Linked DNA regions of Homo sapiens: region 2 is linked to region 1. Evidence: chromatin loops called from intact Hi-C (ENCODE). Cell type or tissue: K562. All regions are shown on one strand.

What was found. A loop is a pair of places that touch in the nucleus more often than their neighbours do. Peaks named below come from ENCODE experiments on the same cell type or tissue, not always from the same donor. Only the 100,000 strongest peaks of a DNase experiment are listed, where the experiment ranks them.
Region 2: it touches region 1 in a loop (2.8-fold over the local background); 4 of 110 quality-filtered maps call a loop at or near these places.

What each region holds. Positions count from the first base shown.
Region 1 is chr14:95,430,397-95,435,396 of GRCh38, forward strand. It overlaps SYNE3 (spectrin repeat containing nuclear envelope family member 3), which reads right to left. Exons shown (of 18, transcript NM_152592.6): 16 at 2,864-3,013; 17 at 1,683-1,721. Among named protein-coding and RNA genes, the nearest start is that of SYNE3-AS1, 83 kb to the right of the region's middle. RefSeq lists an enhancer at 1,078-1,217. In K562, CTCF peaks have their summits at 1,003 and 1,992 (motif pointing left); DNase peaks (open chromatin) are centred at 1,015 and 1,985; H3K27me3 peaks cover 58 bases.
Region 2 is chr14:95,227,876-95,232,875 of GRCh38, forward strand. It overlaps CLMN (calmin), which reads right to left. Exons shown (of 13, transcript NM_024734.4): 2 at 2,197-2,258. Among named protein-coding and RNA genes, the nearest start is that of DICER1-AS1, 73 kb to the left of the region's middle. In K562, a CTCF peak has its summit at 2,054 (motif pointing right); no DNase peak of the experiment used is centred here.

The sequences.
Region 1 (5,000 bases):
AGTGTGTTTGTTATTCTAAACTGGGGGGTGTTGGGGGCAGGGCTTAAGTGATCAGAAGCATTTCTACTTTCATATACAACAGTTCACACGATCTTCAAAATAAGTTCATGAAGTAAATAAGGTTGCCATTAATAGTTCCATTTTAGGCTGGGTGCAGTGGCTCATGCCTGTAATCCCAGCACTTTGGGAGGCCGAAGAGGGTGGATCACCTGAGGTCAGGAGTTTGAGACTAGCCTGGCCAACATGGTGAAACCCCGTCTCTACTGAAAATACAAAAATTAGCCGGGTGTGGTAGCGCATGCCTGTAATCCCAGCTACTTGGGAGGCTGAGGCAGGAAAATTGCTTGAACCTGGGAGGCAGAGGTTGCAGTGAGCTGAGATTGTGCCATTGCACTCCAGCCTGTGTGACAGGAGACTCTGTCTCAAAGGAAAAAAAAAAAAAAGCTCCATTTTATAGATGGGGAAAGTGAACCCCAAGGGGCCAAACAACTCCCTCGAAGCCACAAAGCCAGTTGGTATTGGGCCCAGAGCCCAGCCTTGATTTTGTGACTGCCCTGCCCAGTCCATTGGTTACCCACTCTCCTATAGATGTTACTTATGACACCAGCCAGAGGCCAAGAAGAAATCACAGATTTCTAGGAAACACAGATTCCAAAGAATGAGAGATCTCAAGGAACTCAGAGCTCCTTGGATCAGAGCATGCCGGAGGAGGCTCGTGTCATTACGGGCCAATGCCTAGCAGGAAAACACAGCATTCATTCCCTTGGAAACAGTGGCACTAGGAGACACCGATTTACACTTGGCTTTTCCAGAAATGGGGAGACACCCCAGGCCCCAGGGAAGTCTTCTCCAAGTCACAACGTGGAAGTTTAACAACATGAGTTTTGGATTCAGAGGCCAGAGACCACTGAGGGGCTGAGGCCTTCCTTGAACAAGTCACTTCAGGCTTGCCCCTTCTGTTTCCTCGCGCTGAAAGTTGAGATTATACTGCCTCCTAGGTGTCACTGGGAGAGTTACAGGAGAGGCCCTAACCACAACTTAGCACAGTTCCTGGCACACACAGTGGATGGCCAATACATAGCATCTCGAGTAATAATCATACCTATTACTCATTGTTGTCGTTATTACTGCTGTTATTGTTATTGCTTCAGCCTGCAAAGACCCTGGGAGTGACTCTGAGCACGGCTCAGTAGGGTAAGTGGAAACACCTGCCTAGTAGAACTCAAAGGCACAATCCCTCCCTCTCCTGTCCCTACCGAGCCCCATAGACTCTCCATCACCAGGGTGGCCACACCGTCCAGTTTGCCCGCAACAACCCAGGTTTCCTGGGACAGTCCCGGTTCACACCTGCTGTCACAGCATAATCATTGGTAGCATCTTTGTCCACTCCCCAGCGTGTCCTGATTTAGGAGGGTGAACTCCAAGATCCCCTCTCTGCTATGTGCCTGTCCCAGCGGAGGACTCTGCACACCCTGCCAGCCTCCCCCCAAGCCTGGGGCTTCTTGAAATCAAGAATCCTGGGGCCCAGCACAGCGCAGCCCAGAGTTGATCCCCCATAAATGTTCTTTGGTCTTCCTGGAACCTTCCAGAAAGCCCACGAGTCTTGCCCCAGTGTCACGGGCCCACCAACCCTCCAGGCACCCTGCCTGCTAGCCGTGTGGAGCAGATGGCAGACACTGTACCTTTTGGAATCCAGTCGGCTCCCCTGGAGAACTTTGTGTCTGTTATTTTAGGGAAGGAGAGGAAAAGGGGGGAAAAAAATAAGTTAAGTGAGTGAAACTTAAATCCCAACAGAGCCTGTAATGGAATATTCGTTTTGTCAGGGGAGTGTTTCTTTAAAACTTCTGGTCATCTGGACAGCCTGAGCCAGCAGATGATTCGATTTAATGAGCTTTTTAACACACTTCAGGCCCAGCTGGGATTCTGTCTGGAAAGGCCGTGGCCAAGGCCGGCGGGGGCCATGGCCAACCTGGCTTGGGCTGGGCTGACACCTAGTGGCCGTCTCGGCTGCTCCCGGGCCAGGAAAGCCTGGGGCGCCCAGCTTGGGGCTGGGGTCTGAGGCTGAAAGGGCCCTTAAGGGCCAGCTCACCACCCTCCTCAGACTTAGGGACCTAGGAAACTTAATGTCCGTGCCTCAGTTTCCTCATTGGTTCACAGGGCATATAACAGCACCTCCTTTAAAGGGCTGTTATAAGGACATAGCATTGAGCAAAGGTTATGATCATTACTAGTTTTGCTATTATTATTATTATTATTATTATTATTATTATTATTATTATTATTTGGTGTGAGGAGACACAGGGGCCCCCGAAAAGGAAGGTGCTTGCTCAACTAAGACACAGGGCAAGTTAGAGACATGGGGCTGGACCCCAGGGCTCCTGATGCCACTCCAGTGCTTCCCCAGGTCACGCCTACAACACACGGGTGTGTCTGCAGGCTGGCTCTGCCACTGACCACCCACGCGGCCTCGGGCAAGGTTTTTCACTGCTTGGAGTCTCAGCTCCCCTCTGCAGTCTGGAGATACAATGACTTGAGCAGAGGGGAACCGTACAGACTGAATGGGACGGTGCACACAGGGCCCTCGGCTTGGGAGATAGGAAGCACTCCTTACACATTAATTATGAGGTCACTGCTGTCCTGACTGGGACTTCAGCCTCATGAGGTGGTTGGATGGCCAAATGGCGTCACCTAAGTGCCCAGAACCCATGAGTGTCCCTGTCCTCTGCCTGAGTGGTCACCACTGTCTGGTGTGTGAATGCACAGGGCAGGGTGGATGCAGGCTTAGCACTGTATCCCCAGGCAAATACGGCCCAGCTATAGTCCTGTCCCTGGAATCTGGGACCTGCACATCCTTGGCACCTACCAGCAGGTGGCCAGAGTCCTTCAGCTTGGACTTGTACAGCATCCACTGGTAGCGCAGATCTTCCAGCTCATCCGAGGTCCCCCTTGCTGGCCCGAGACGAAGGAGGTTCTCAAAGAGATGCTGACCTTCTGGCACCCGAGCCTCCAGCTCCTGGGGGAAACAGCAGCGTCATGGTGCGGCTTCCAAATGGCCCAGACAGCCCCACCTGAATGGTAAGGATGGGTCCATCAAATTTCACTTGACAGACAGGTAGGCAGGGAGGAGGCAGACAGAATCCATAAAGTGGGACTCCCATCTGTGCAATTCAAGCCAAGGCCTAGCCCTTGCTCTCAGGAATGCTACAGGATGGCCTCCTGCATGGAACGGGCAGCTGGGCTGCAGACCTCCAGTGGTCACTTCCAAATATGACATTCCAGGACCAAGTCCTCCAGAGGGCTTGACTAGAGTTCGCATCATTCTAAAAGCTGTCATTGTGAACATGTCTTTCTGTTAGCATTTTGAGCCTGGCAGAATGGTGTTTTAATGTGCAGATTTTTCTCAGGAAATAGAAGTACTGTGTTCCCTTGGGATGGAAACTTTTATTCTCAGGACTCCTGAGAGGTGGTGTGATGGGGCAGTAGGAGCGGGGCTATAAATCCGGGAGCCCAGTTTTAAATCCTGGCTTTGGATCCTGGCTCTGCCCCATTCTACTAGCATGTAATATGGGACACCTTGCTTAGCTTCTCAGAGCCCACAGGAATGTATGCTGTACAAAAAGCAAGGGGGTTTAACTTGAGGAACGGAAAGTCATTTCTGATATGGCTGGAGTTGGGTGGTGGTGCGGTGGGGGGAATGAGAGGAGTAGCCAGATATGAGACAGGAGAGGCAGGCAAGGAAGATTTCCAGGTAATGGCCAACTAGATAATTGGGACCAAACCTCCCACTAAGGACAAAATATTTAAAGCATTTTAAAGGCATAAAAGTATTAACAAAAGAATGTGAGGCACACCGGGCCACAACTTGGGAAAGAATGAAAACCCAGGGCAGTCAGTGCTGTGTTCAGATCTGCTTTTGCCCACAGAACATTTGCCAATTTGGAAGGAATAGCTGTAAAACATCTTTGCTTTTGGCAGCCTCACTGGGCTGGGGAGACAAAGGCCAAAGTCTGGGGCCTGCAGAGGTAGAGATTCTGATAGGGTTCATTCACCCTTTTGCTGAGCTCCTAAAGCCTTCACCCTATTAAAAATGAACCAGAAGTAAACCTGGACCTTGTGTAGACTTGCAGCCCAGTTCAAAGTCATCTTAGTAGACCAGGGAAACTCAAGCCTTGAACTTGGATTTAGTGGTCCCAGAATGAAAGGTCCCTACTCGCCTGGCAGTAGCAAATAAAATCAACTCTGGAGGAAAAGATTATCCTAAATCTTTTTTTTCTTTTTGAGACAGAGTTTCGCTCTTGTTGCCCAGGCTGGAGTGCAATGGCGCGATCTCGGCTCACCGCAACCTCTGCCTCCCAGGTTCAAGCAATTCTCCTGCCTTAGCCTCCCGAATAGCTGGGATTACAGGCATGCACCACCATGCCCAGCTAATTTTGTATTTTCAGTAGAAACGTGGTTTCTCCATGTTGAGGCTGGTCTCGAACTCCTGACCTCAGGTGATCCACCCGCCTCAGCCTCCCAAAGTGCGGGGATTACAGGCGTGAGCCACCGTGCCCTGCCTATCCTAAATCTTAAATCCCTCTTATACATATTTTGGCAAACACAATGTCTAGCACACAAAGCAGCCACATGAAGACACAAGAAACCAAGAGTAAGAACAGGCAGAAATAATATACAACAGAAACATTCATAAAATGCCTTGAGATGTTAGAATTATTAGATACAATCTGTAAAAAGCTATGTTTACTATGTTCAAATAATTAAAAGATAGGTTTAAAAATTTCAGCAAGTATCTGGAAGGTATGAAAAATGATAGAGTTTCAGTTAAGACAGGAGCTATAAAATAAGAAAAAAAAAAGATAAGAAAAATGATAGAGTAGATTATTAAAAGCACCAAATAGAAGTTCTAGAACTGATAACTGCAACAACCAAAGTTAAGAACTCAGTAGACACGTGTAACAGAAGATGAAACACAGCTAAAGAGAGAATTAGTAAACTGAAAG
Region 2 (5,000 bases), 200 kb before region 1:
CCAAGGAGTTCCTGGGTTTCCTTTACATGCAAGGTTGTTCTTGAAAGTCTCAAGGTTGGAAACGTGGCTGTTAATTTTGCCCTGTTTATTAGACATCAGTTTCAGGTGCTATCTGATTTATTTTCAGAGTCGGCGCTACCCACCTGCCCTGAGAAAGGGGCAGGAATTTGACCAGGGAGAAAATCCTTGATATGATAAATGCGAACAGAGGTTCATTTGGGGTGGTGAGTGGGTGCGGGTATATTCACCACGTGACCCTCTGTACTTTTCTGTATTTATTTATTTTAATTTTTTAAAAAAGAAAGAAAGAAATACTCCATGGCTCTAGTGTGTCCCCCAGCAGGAATTTCCAGCTACCCTGACACACATCAGGCATTAATTTAAGAGTTCAGTGATCTCAGGTTTGGGGACAAGTTTTCCTTTTGCTTTTTTCCCCAAAATAACACTTCACTTTAGGAGCATTGCCGAAAATGTGCCAATAATCAAAACAACTGGTTGATGATTTATAAGCTTCATCTGCGATACAATCTTTCACCCGTAGAGTTCAGGATGCTCCTGGGTGAAGTGGTGGCACTGCGTCACATGTTCTACACGTCAGGAGTGGAGGTGTGGGTGGCCGAATGCCTGCTCGGGCAATATCCTAGACCTAAAGATAAACTATGTGAATTAGAATTGAGGTCAAGAGCTCCACTTCCTAAAAGCCACATTTATTTTCTCTGCTTTCTAATCATTTCAGTGATTTCTTCTAAGAACCTTTCTTTTGTGTTAACCATAAAGGCAGTCAATAGTTACTCTTGAACCTTTTGTTTTGTTTTTTGAGACAGGGTCTCGCTCTGCCGCCCAGGCTGGAGTGCAGTGGTGCGATCTCAGCTCACTGCAAACTCCACCTCCTGGGTTCAAGCGATTCTCCAGTCTCAGCCTCCCCAGTAGCTGGGACTACGGGCATGAGCCACCACGCCCAGCTAATTTTTGTATTTTTAGTAGAGACAAGGTTTCACCATGCTGGCCAGGCTGGTCTCAAACTCCTGACCTCAAGTGATCTACCTGCCTCAGCCTCCCAAAGCACTGGGGTTACAGGCATAAGCCACTGTGCCCGGCCTCTCTTGAACCTTTTAAGAGGAGAAGAGAGACGATTACCTACAAACATGAAAGTGGGGTGCTACTAGCTTCAAACAGAATTGAGACTACTTGCTGGATATAGATGGAGAACCAGATAGTGGTGCTTAAGGAGAAAGAGGTGAAGTGAGTAGATAAAAAATCAACTTTCTAAAAAAGAGAAAAATAATCTCTCCTCTCCCAGCCCCAGGCCCACAGTCTTGAGGTCCATCCAACCTCATGCACCAGGAGGGCTGAGATTTCTGCCTGCTCCCATCCCCCTTCTCACCCAGAGCTGTTCATCCCTTCCCATCACTGCCTCTCCTCTGTGGCTCTTCCTTTAGTCTGTTTCAAGTGGGGAGCTGATTCAGCTGCTTTTGTTTTATGGTGTGTGCATGAGATGCTTGCAAACAAAATGCAACTCAAAACAGCCGGGCCAAAGAATGCAAGAAGAGAAAGAAACAGAGGAATAGAAGGGCCACTAAGTTGAATACAGAGGAGAAGCCATGGAAAGTTCAGGAAAGCCACATTATGTCTCCGTGCCTCTGTTTCCTCCTTCTGATAGGAGGGGGGTAATTCAAGTCGTCATGAGGATGACAGGAGACATGGCATGTGTGTGTGGCACTATGCAGGATGCCTGATGCAGAGTGAAGGGGCAGGTAATAATATTATTACTATTATTATTATTAAATAGCAACATTATGTGACTTTAGAAGGAAATCTAGCTTTGCCCAATACCTACAAATGGCTCTTGGCTCTTCACAGATCCCGGGTCTGGCAATCAAGATGCGCACCTGAGTTTCAGGTGTTGGTGTGTTCAATAATGAACGTCTTCCACCATCTGCTCAGATTCCTACTTAAAGACAGACCCTCTCTTTCCTTCCCCTGATAAGAATGATGACCCCAGGAGGGCAGAGCCGTGTCTCAGTCATCTCTTCCCAATCCTGAGCTTGGTAACCGGCAGGGGGAGGCACTTATAAATGTTTAAATGAATGAACAACAGAAAGAGCACAGGTCACCAGCTCCCCCTCCACTCTCTGGAACTGTAAATTCAGTTACAGATGAATCTATCACTTAGCAAACACCCAAGTGCGCCATTACCTTTTCTAGATGTAGATTTATCCATCGTGTAAAGGTCCTCTTCTGCACATTTTCCCTCTCAACTGAAAACAAAGACATACCATCAGCTGGGAGAATAAGAAGTATGTGCAAAATCACACCTTCCCCTTCCCAAGGGGAGATTCTAGGTGGAGGGCAGACAGAACCCCAGGGTGTCCCATGTAAGAACAGAGGCCTTTCTGGAAGGGGTTGGCAACGCCTTACCTGGCACCCACAACCCATGCTCCCCAGCCCAACCCCTGAGCATCTATGTAAACCCACAGATTCAGACACATGGAACAAAATGTTCTCTACAACCCAATTCAAACATTTAGACATCTGACAGTTCAGGCTAAGAAGCACTGGAGACAAAACTACAAATCAACCCCACAAGAGGCTGTAATGGGACTGCATGGTCACCCAGTGGCAGTGATGGGCATGAGGAGATGGGAGAGGGCAGTCAGGGTCGGGGTGGAGTGGAGCCGATAATTAGGAATTGGATAGGGGCTCTGGAATGTGCCACAGTGTGGTGAAAGGGATTGGACAGCCCAAGATCAGACTCTGAGCCCTGTCATCTCCCAGCTTTGTGTGCCCGGGCCAGACCCCCACCCGCATGTCTGATCTGCACATGGAGGATGAGGAGCTCACTCTCCAAGCTGCTCTAAGGATACCCAGGCTCCTGCAGAGCCAACTCCACACAGTCCCTGGCACAGGGGCTGCCAGTGGTTTTTCTTTGTAGCTATTATTTCTAGAGCCAGGGCAGACTTTGCACCCTCCAGGAATAAAGAGTTCTGCAGGCGCTTGCTGCTGAGCCAATGTGAACCGAAGGACATAAACCAGGAATGGACCCCTTCTCCCAGGGGAGAGCATTACCCAAAGAGGCTTCTTAGCAAAGATCTTTCACTGCCAAGGGCGACTGCCATCCGCCAAGCACTCACTGCGTCCCGGACACTTTGTTTCCATTCATCTTTAAACCTTACAACAGGGGTCCCCAACCCCCAGGCCATGGACCAGTACTGGTCCGCGCCTGTTAGGAACTGGCCTGCACAGCAGGTGGTGAGAAGCGAGCATCACGGCCTGAGCTCCGCCTCCTGTCAGATCAACAGAGGCATTAAATCCTCTAACTTTTTTTTTTTTTTTTTTTTTGATACAGAGTCTAGCTCTGTCACCCAGGCTGGAGTGCAGTGACGCAATCTCGGCTCACTACAAGCTCCGCCTCCCGGGTTCATGCCATTCTCCTGCCTCAGCCTCCAGAGTAGCTGGGACTACAGGCGCGCACCACCATGCCTGGCTAATTTTTGTTGTATTTTTAGTAGAGACAGAGTTTCACCATGTTAGCCAGGATGGTCTCGATCTCCTGACCTCGGGATCCGCCCACCTCGGCCTCCCAAAGTACTGGGATTACAGGCGTGAGCCACCGCGCCCAGCCGCATTAAATCCTCATAGGAGCTTGAAAACATCCCCCTCAGCACCCTGTCCATGGAAAAATTTTCTTCCACAAAACTGGTCCCTGGTGCCAAAAAGGCTGGAGACCACTGCCTTACAACACCCCTGCAAAGTACAAACTATTATTTTACAGCTGAACAGAATGCAGCTCAGAGAGGTTCCAGTGACTTGCTCAGCTGAAGAGAGGCAGAGCTGGGAATCCCCATCCAGGTCTGTCAGCCCCACACCAGCCAGAACCCTGGAAATGGAAGGCTTGAGTTTGGATTCCAGCTATTCCAATCATGGCAAAGGTGTCTGCAATAGTCATAACAGTGATTTTTAAAAAAAAGTACCAAGCACTTGCTATATGGCAGGCACTTACCTAGGTAATTTACATGGATTAACTAATTTAATCCTTACTACCATCCTCTGTGGCAGGTGCTATTATGACCTTCAGATGGGACAATCGCGCCCAGGGAGATGTTGTAACTTGTCCAAGGTCACACAATTAATAGTAAGGTTATCATTTCTGTTTTACAGATGAAGAAACGGAGGGGCAAATAGTTAATAAAACAGCCCAGGTGGAACTCCATTCTGTGCTTTTTCTGCTCTCTCCTGAGTTCTGTGGCCTTAGCTGTCTTGGGCCCTCGAGCACCCGGAGGGTGTTTCTGAGATGGGCCCCAGTGCCAGTGTCTGGGTGAGGGTGCGTGGTGGCCTGAGGCTGCAGCCTCCTCGGCTGTGAGCTGCCACGCCTCCAGGAAACTTCCTTCAATATCTGAGCCAGACGGCTCCTCAGCTACTGGATTTCAACATATTGAAAGACCATATCACATATGCCTAAAACGATTCCAAATTTCTTTAGCAATAAGAAAATGAGAGCCAATTGATCTCCTGCAGGAGAGCAAAGCTTATGGATTTCTGTAACAACGGGACTTTTTTCCTCTTGGCCTCATTATTTGGCAGAATGTGGCACCCATAAATCACGTTTCAATATTATGCCTTACAATATTTTTAACTGAAGAACCAGCAGACAGTAATTACGTACATCACTGCTTTTCTCTCAGTTTCCTCCTTTTCTGTAAGGGAGGGTCACTGGCTAATAGGCATAAGAATTAAAGAACGAATTCCAGTAAACTGTGTTTCACGGGTGAGAGGGAAGGGAGAAGGAAAAGAAGTTAATAGAAATGAGGTTGGGAGGAGACATGTGCTGAGACCAGTGAGTACCAGAGTCTTGGAGACTCCCGGAAGCTCAGAGAGTGTCTGTCCCAAGCTCTATCGGAGATCCTTCCACTTTGCAATATGGATCCACTTTATTCTCTCTGATGGCTACAGTGTTTTCCATAGTCTGGTTGTTCCCCCTGTGGATGGACATCAAGACTGCT